2 separate regions of the Homo sapiens genome follow, and region 2 is linked to region 1. Evidence: chromatin contacts called from ENCODE Hi-C or POLR2A ChIA-PET data. All regions are on one chromosome and are shown on one strand. The core of a region is the stretch at or near the end of the contact, and the rest is flanking DNA. Distances in the headings are between cores, read along the strand shown. Region 1 overlaps LINC00393 (long intergenic non-protein coding RNA 393). Region 2 has its middle 11 kb from the start of LINC00393.

Evidence for each region. Hi-C counts contacts between places; a loop is a spot of excess contacts on that map. ChIA-PET counts read pairs that join two places held with the same protein, here RNA polymerase II (POLR2A). Pooled maps may share reads with other maps.
Region 2: a pooled map shows a loop between it and region 1 (3-fold over the local background). The contact joins two enhancer-like sites. A Hi-C loop is called at or near these places in 3 of 168 maps with a recorded cell type or tissue (Calu3, PC-3 and naive thymus-derived CD4-positive, alpha-beta T cell) and 1 of 50 pooled maps. POLR2A ChIA-PET finds 5 or more read pairs at or near these places in 2 of 52 experiments (B cell and naive thymus-derived CD8-positive, alpha-beta T cell).

What each region holds. Positions count from the first base shown.
Region 1 is chr13:73,616,995-73,620,009 of GRCh38, reverse strand. The region is part of intron 2 of LINC00393 (long intergenic non-protein coding RNA 393); the gene reads left to right. The region is part of intron 6 of LOC105370256 (a long non-coding RNA gene); the gene reads right to left. Among named protein-coding and RNA genes, the nearest start is that of LINC00393, 43 kb to the left of the region's middle. Within about 2 kb of position 1,554, at least 3 of the 41 ENCODE cell types and tissues checked have a DNase peak (open chromatin) inside an H3K27ac peak, as active enhancers do.
Region 2 is chr13:73,671,043-73,674,057 of GRCh38, reverse strand. No RefSeq gene overlaps it. Among named protein-coding and RNA genes, the nearest start is that of LINC00393, 11 kb to the right of the region's middle. Within about 2 kb of position 1,482, at least 3 of the 41 ENCODE cell types and tissues checked have a DNase peak (open chromatin) inside an H3K27ac peak, as active enhancers do.

The DNA.
Region 1 (3,015 bases), core at 305-2,804:
AAGTAGATACCTATGGCCAGGTGCAGTAGCTCATGTCTGTAATCCCAGCACTTTGGAAGGCTGAGGTGGGTGGATCACCTGAGGTCAGGAGTTCGAGACCAGCCTGATCAACATGGAGACACTCCGTCTCTACTAAAAATACAAAATTAGCCTGGGGTGGTGGCACATGCCTGTAATCCCAGTTACTTGGGAGGCTGAGGCAGGAGAATCGCTTGATCCTGGGAGGCGGAGGTTGCAGTGAGCCAAGATCCGCCACTGAACTTCAGCCTGGGCAACAAGAGCGAAACTCTGTCTCAAAAAAAATAAAAATAAAAAACGATACCTACATAAATGAATGAATGACCAAAGAGGCGCTATGTTCTGCCTCAAGGATTCTGATTAACCTGATTCAGTGCCACTGAGGTCCACTGAGAGGAAAGGGCTGAGCCTGAGGATTGAATGAGGACACTGCTGTCAACCCTTTCATTGTGAAGCCCCCAATGAAAATTAAACCTTGAGTTAGGTTTCAGATAATTTTGTCAGACAGTAAATAAATGTAAACATCATCTGTCAAGTGTCAAAAAACTGCTAGGTGAAACTTTTTTGTTCTTGATTCAATTCTATTAAATGTTGTGGTTCAGAAATGTTCACATGATTATACTAATTTTCAGAATACAGTTTAGATGGAAAAGATTAAAAATAAGCAATCATGAACAAAGGTGGAATCAAGAATAGAAGCTTCAACAACTTTCATCCTAGGCATAACTACAAATGTGAAGTTTCTTGGCTTTTAAGAAATTACTGTTGCAAAACTAAAGAAAAGCCCACTCACTTTTCTTTCTAAATTGAAGCACTAACCAGAGTTACGAGATCATTAAGTCAAGTCTCCACTTAGTTTCATGTGTGCAAAGACAGCTTATATTTAGCCAGGCAACACTACATTAGGAAATCTTTTCCCAAGTAAAGCTAAGTGTGCTGCCCACACAATCATGAATGAGCATCATTGCCAAGGGATAAAAATCTCTCCTGGGCAATGTTATTTAGGCAGCTCTACGACCATGGGGACATGAGAATGGAGCACAGTGGGTATCTTGTAAGATCCTCCTGTAAGGGGATCAATGTTTCTGCAAAGGAAAACATTGAGCATTCTACTTGCACAAGTCCATCGTGGGCACAACAGAGTTTTATTCTTTTTTAACGTCTAAAGGCAGTTTCTGTGTTTGAGATCTCCCATACATCACTCAGTAACTTCAACATAAACTCTGCTTCCTCATGGAAACTTCTCCTCAGGTTACAAAGTACACGAAAACAAGAGGGAGGGAGCGGTTGGGGGGAAATTCCACTCTGTAGTTGGTTCACTTTTATAATTTCAACAACAGTGACATTGATTAGATTTACTCCTATGGGAAAGTTACAGGAGATGGAATTATTGCCCAGTGGTATAGGCTGACTTCCACATCTCTATTTTGGGAATAAATACTCTTTAAGAAATCCTTGAGGTGAATGATTAACACACACCCAGCGCCAAACAACAAGCCAGAAGATTTGCAGAACTGGGCAGTGGAGCTGCGGCGGCACTTCCTGTTCCCTGCTCAGGTTAAAGAGGGGCAGCAGTCCCCTTTGAATCCCAAAATGAATGTCCCCCACAGGGCTCCTGAGCAAATCAGTTCTAGTTGTCTCGGGGTTTCTACTGTAATCGAAAGAGAAATAATGCTTTACTATTTGCCCAGATTTGTCTGTGATTTTTAAAAGGGCAATTTTAATCCAAAGAAGTTTTTCCAGCATATTTAATCAAAATGGGGGCAAGTTGGATAGAAAAGCCTGGAAAGACCACATCTTTTAGAATGTTACTGTGTGAGTTGCCTTATGAAATATTTTCTTTAACAAAATGTTGTTCAGAAAAAGAACGTAAGTCAAGTTAGACTAAGCTGAACCTAGAAAAAACGTAGACACAATGATGCCCATTTAAAAGCAATATTAAAAAAAATTAAACAATCTAGAAGATCCTCTTGCAGACTTGATGCATAGCCATAATAATAGGCATCTTTCCAGTGTCATGAAAGAGGAACGTGCTGCACCCTATAGGCTTTGGAGACAGACAGCTGGAGTTAGAAACAGCTCTATAATGCTCGGTGTGTGATCTTGGGTAGGTATTTAGTGTCTTGAGGCATCTGTTTCTTCATCTGTAAAATGAAGACAACAGAAGCACCTCCCACCTGGGAATATTGACAGTATTGAATGAGATGATGTCGTAAAACAATACGGTGCCTGGTATATAGGAGGAGATAAATACATATTAACTATTATTATTCAAAGATATTGGAAACAAGCCTATTGAGAATGTTATTGACTGTCTAACAGAAATATGAAATGTAATTAACTTTGTGAGGATATACGTATATATGTATATATCCAGAGATGTTGTGTGCACTTAGGAATCAGCTGATCTGGACATGTCTGCAGGATAACAGAGGTGAGTCCTTTAAGGTTGAGTGAAGGATCAAGGGGAATCCTATGAAAAGACTCATCCTAAGTGCCAGAGTATGACTTGAGGACACAGGTCCAGGGTTGGAGAGGGAGAAGGGATTGTGAGAACCACACCATGTCTGCCACTTGGATATTTGGCTTAGCTCCTAAGAAGTCCTTGCCCAAAAGGCATGGTGTGGGAATGTAAATAACAGAAGAAAAAAAAGAAAGAAAGTGGGGGAAATTCACTAAAATTTGCCTGGATATTAAGAGTGCAAAGTGGCAGCTCTGTTCTAGCAGCATTGGCAAGGGTGAAAGACTTTGCTGGGAGCTCTGCAACATGGAGCCAGCCTTCCAGACAAATTAGTGCCCTGTACATTAGTAGCTTTGGGACAGTCATTTTGGGCAGCAGCAGCTGCGGTGTGGGCATAATCAGCAGGCAGCGGTGAGGGAGTCTTCTGGAGGCATTGGCAATGTAACTGATGTGGTCAATGGCTGTTTCTGCAGGGACCCAAAGCATGAAAGAAGGAAATAATGGTTATCAGGTAGCAAAATAGAGGAACAACTGAC
Region 2 (3,015 bases), core at 233-2,732, 54 kb before region 1:
ACAGTTGTTGAGTTGTACAATAAAGAAAACACGGCTGGGCATGGTGGCTCACGCCTGTAATCCCAGCATTTTGGGAGGCCGAGGCGGGCAGATCACCTGAGGTCGGGAGTTCGAGACCAGCCTGACCAACTTGGAGAAACCCTGTCTCTATTAAAAATGCAAAATCAGCCGAGTGTGGTGGCACATGCCTGTAAACCCAGCTACTCCAGAGGCTGAGGCAGGAGAATCGCTTAAAACTGGGAGGCGGAGTTTGCAGTGAGCTGAGATCTTGCCACTGCACTCCAGCCTGGGCAACAAGAGCAAAAGTCTGTCTCAAAAAATAATAATAATTAAGAAAGAAAACACACACTCTCACACACACAACATTTTTTCTTCTAAGAAACATAAAAATATTATTGTAGAGGGAGGCTCAGGATTCAACTAGGCTAATACACCAAGGTTTGGTGCCCCACCCTGTGGCTTACTAACTTTGTTGGTCTTAGGTAAATAAGTCAAGCTTGTTGATTCTCTAGTTCTTTATCTGTAAAATGTGGCTAATGCACAGTAACTACTTCATTGGTCAATAGATCATTTAAATAAAATATGGTACCTACAGTTTGGAGTTCTGCTTATTTCTCTCTCACTTTACTCCCTTTCACCTGGCACATCTGTGCAAAAGTACCCTTTGTGACTCGAATGAAAGCAGAAGGCACCATTTGGGGGTGTTGTTGATGCTTATTTAATCAAAATATCTGCTATTTTTAATCGACAAATTTAACAAAGGAAGTGATATACTGAAAACTCTAAAACACTGACGGAAGAAACTGAATAAAACACAAATGGAAAGATGTTTTGTGTTCATGGATTGGAAGAATTAATATTGTGAAAATGTCCATACTACCCAAAGTGATCTACAGATTCAGTGCAATCCCTATCAAAATTCCAATCAAATTTTTCACATAAGTGGAAAAAACAATCCTAAATTCATATAAAACCATGAGAGACCTTGAATAGCCAAAACAATTCTGATCTTTTATTTGCAATGTGAGAAGCCATTTCTTATGTCAAGATGATAGATTTCTAAAGAAACTATTGAAATAAGTTAATACACTTTTGGCCAGACTTGCTATCTTTTCAGTTTAGATTGGTTCCTGATTTTTACCAATGACCTTTCATTCATCATAAGAGTTGAATAAACCCTGGACTTTCCCAGATTAAAAACACACATAAACCTGGAAGCAGCCACCACAGAATATCACTGTGTAAACATGATAAAATGCAGAAGTAGATCATTTACATTCAATGAGTAACAAGGTATTTGCAGGAATTAACTGTCCTTGACCAGCCCAATTCTGTTCATATGGCTTATGCTTTCACTTTATTGATGCCTATAAATAAACATCTCTTGTCTTAATGTGTCCCGGTTCAGCATTCAGCACACAAAAGGCTATATTTTATAGCTGTGGGCCTCAACTCAACCTCCAGGGAAATTGTGTGATTTCTTTCCTCTTGCTCAGCTTGGCATCTGCTATGGAGGCCTGCATTCCCGAAACTCTCGATTAGAATGAATAATTTGCTGCCTATGAGCCAGTTATCCACAGATTAGCCCTCTGAACCTTCTGTTCCTTTCGGCCATCTTTTTGGGGTTTTCATTACTTTGGAAAGTAGCTATTGTTCTGGGGAAAGAAATGAAACTAATAGCTGTAAAAGCAGAGGTTTGTGTGGGTGGCAGGGAGGGAGTAGGTCTGGAGACAGTTTCTTTCTGTTTTTGCCCCTGGATAATCAGGAGTTAAATATAAAATGCAAAGGCTCCCATGCTTATATTTTTTAAAAGAATTAGATCAGCAAAGATGGCGGTAAACTGTACCTACTTAAACTTTACCAAAGATGGAGGTAAAGTCTAAGTGGAATTTGGAAATACCCTAATAGCTCCTGGTTCCCAGACATGGGGCACTTACACATCCCACATATGGTGCTACTTGCCTGATAAGCATTGTCTCATCTAAGCCTTACATATCTCTGTGAGGAAGACATTACAATGTGGATCTTAGAGGTAACAATATTGAGGTTCAAAGAAGTCGAGCAGCTACCTAGAGACGCACGATGAGTAAGTGGCAAAGCTGAATTGTCTACTCCGAAGACCAGGCTCTTAATCACATTGATGCTATATATAGTCATCCTAGCAATCCAATCTTAGTCAAATCCACATTCTGGCCCCAGTGAAAAATAGCTCAATTTATACAACGTGCTGTTCTTACTCAGTAGTAAATCAGTGGCATTAACTAAGTTTACCTAGCTTTAATTTCCTACATATATGGCATTTTCCAGTTTTATTGGGGTGTTTAAAATTAAAGGAATTCCTTTAAGAACAATTATGAAAGGTTAGATGTTTATTTTTTAAAAAATAGAGATAGGTCTCACAATGTTGCCCAAGTGGGCCTTGAACTCCTGGGTTCAAGGATCCTCCTGCCTCAACCTCCTGATTACCTGGAACTATAGATGTACTTCAGGGCACCAGGCAAGTATTTTTTTTAGAAGCTAGTATATTTATCAGACAGAAGGACAATCAAGAAGTAAAAAACATAATTTCTGTCATAATGCATTTATTCAACAAATACTTATTGAGCACCCATTTTTTTTAAGCAGGCCTTGTTTAGACACAAGAAATGAAATAGTGTATATGACTGACTTACCACACTAAAAAGAAAAAAAAAACTGTAATCCTATGAGGAAGGCAGTTCCTAAGAAATAAAGCAGAATACAACATGAGAACAGCCTTGTATATCACATAAGTAGATGATGGAGGTGATGGGTACTTAATCTAAATTTGGCCAACAGGGGAAAGTATTGGCAATAGGTGACTCCTGTACTGACTCATCAAAGGCAAATACGGATCAGTCAAGGGATGGGAAAGGTGAGAGGGGAAAAACAAATGGATTGGTGTAGAAAAAGACTGAAAGCTCTATGGCTCTAGAGAAACAGCAAAAGCAATCTAGTAATGACTAGAGTATAGATCAATGGCCTTAAATTGGAGAA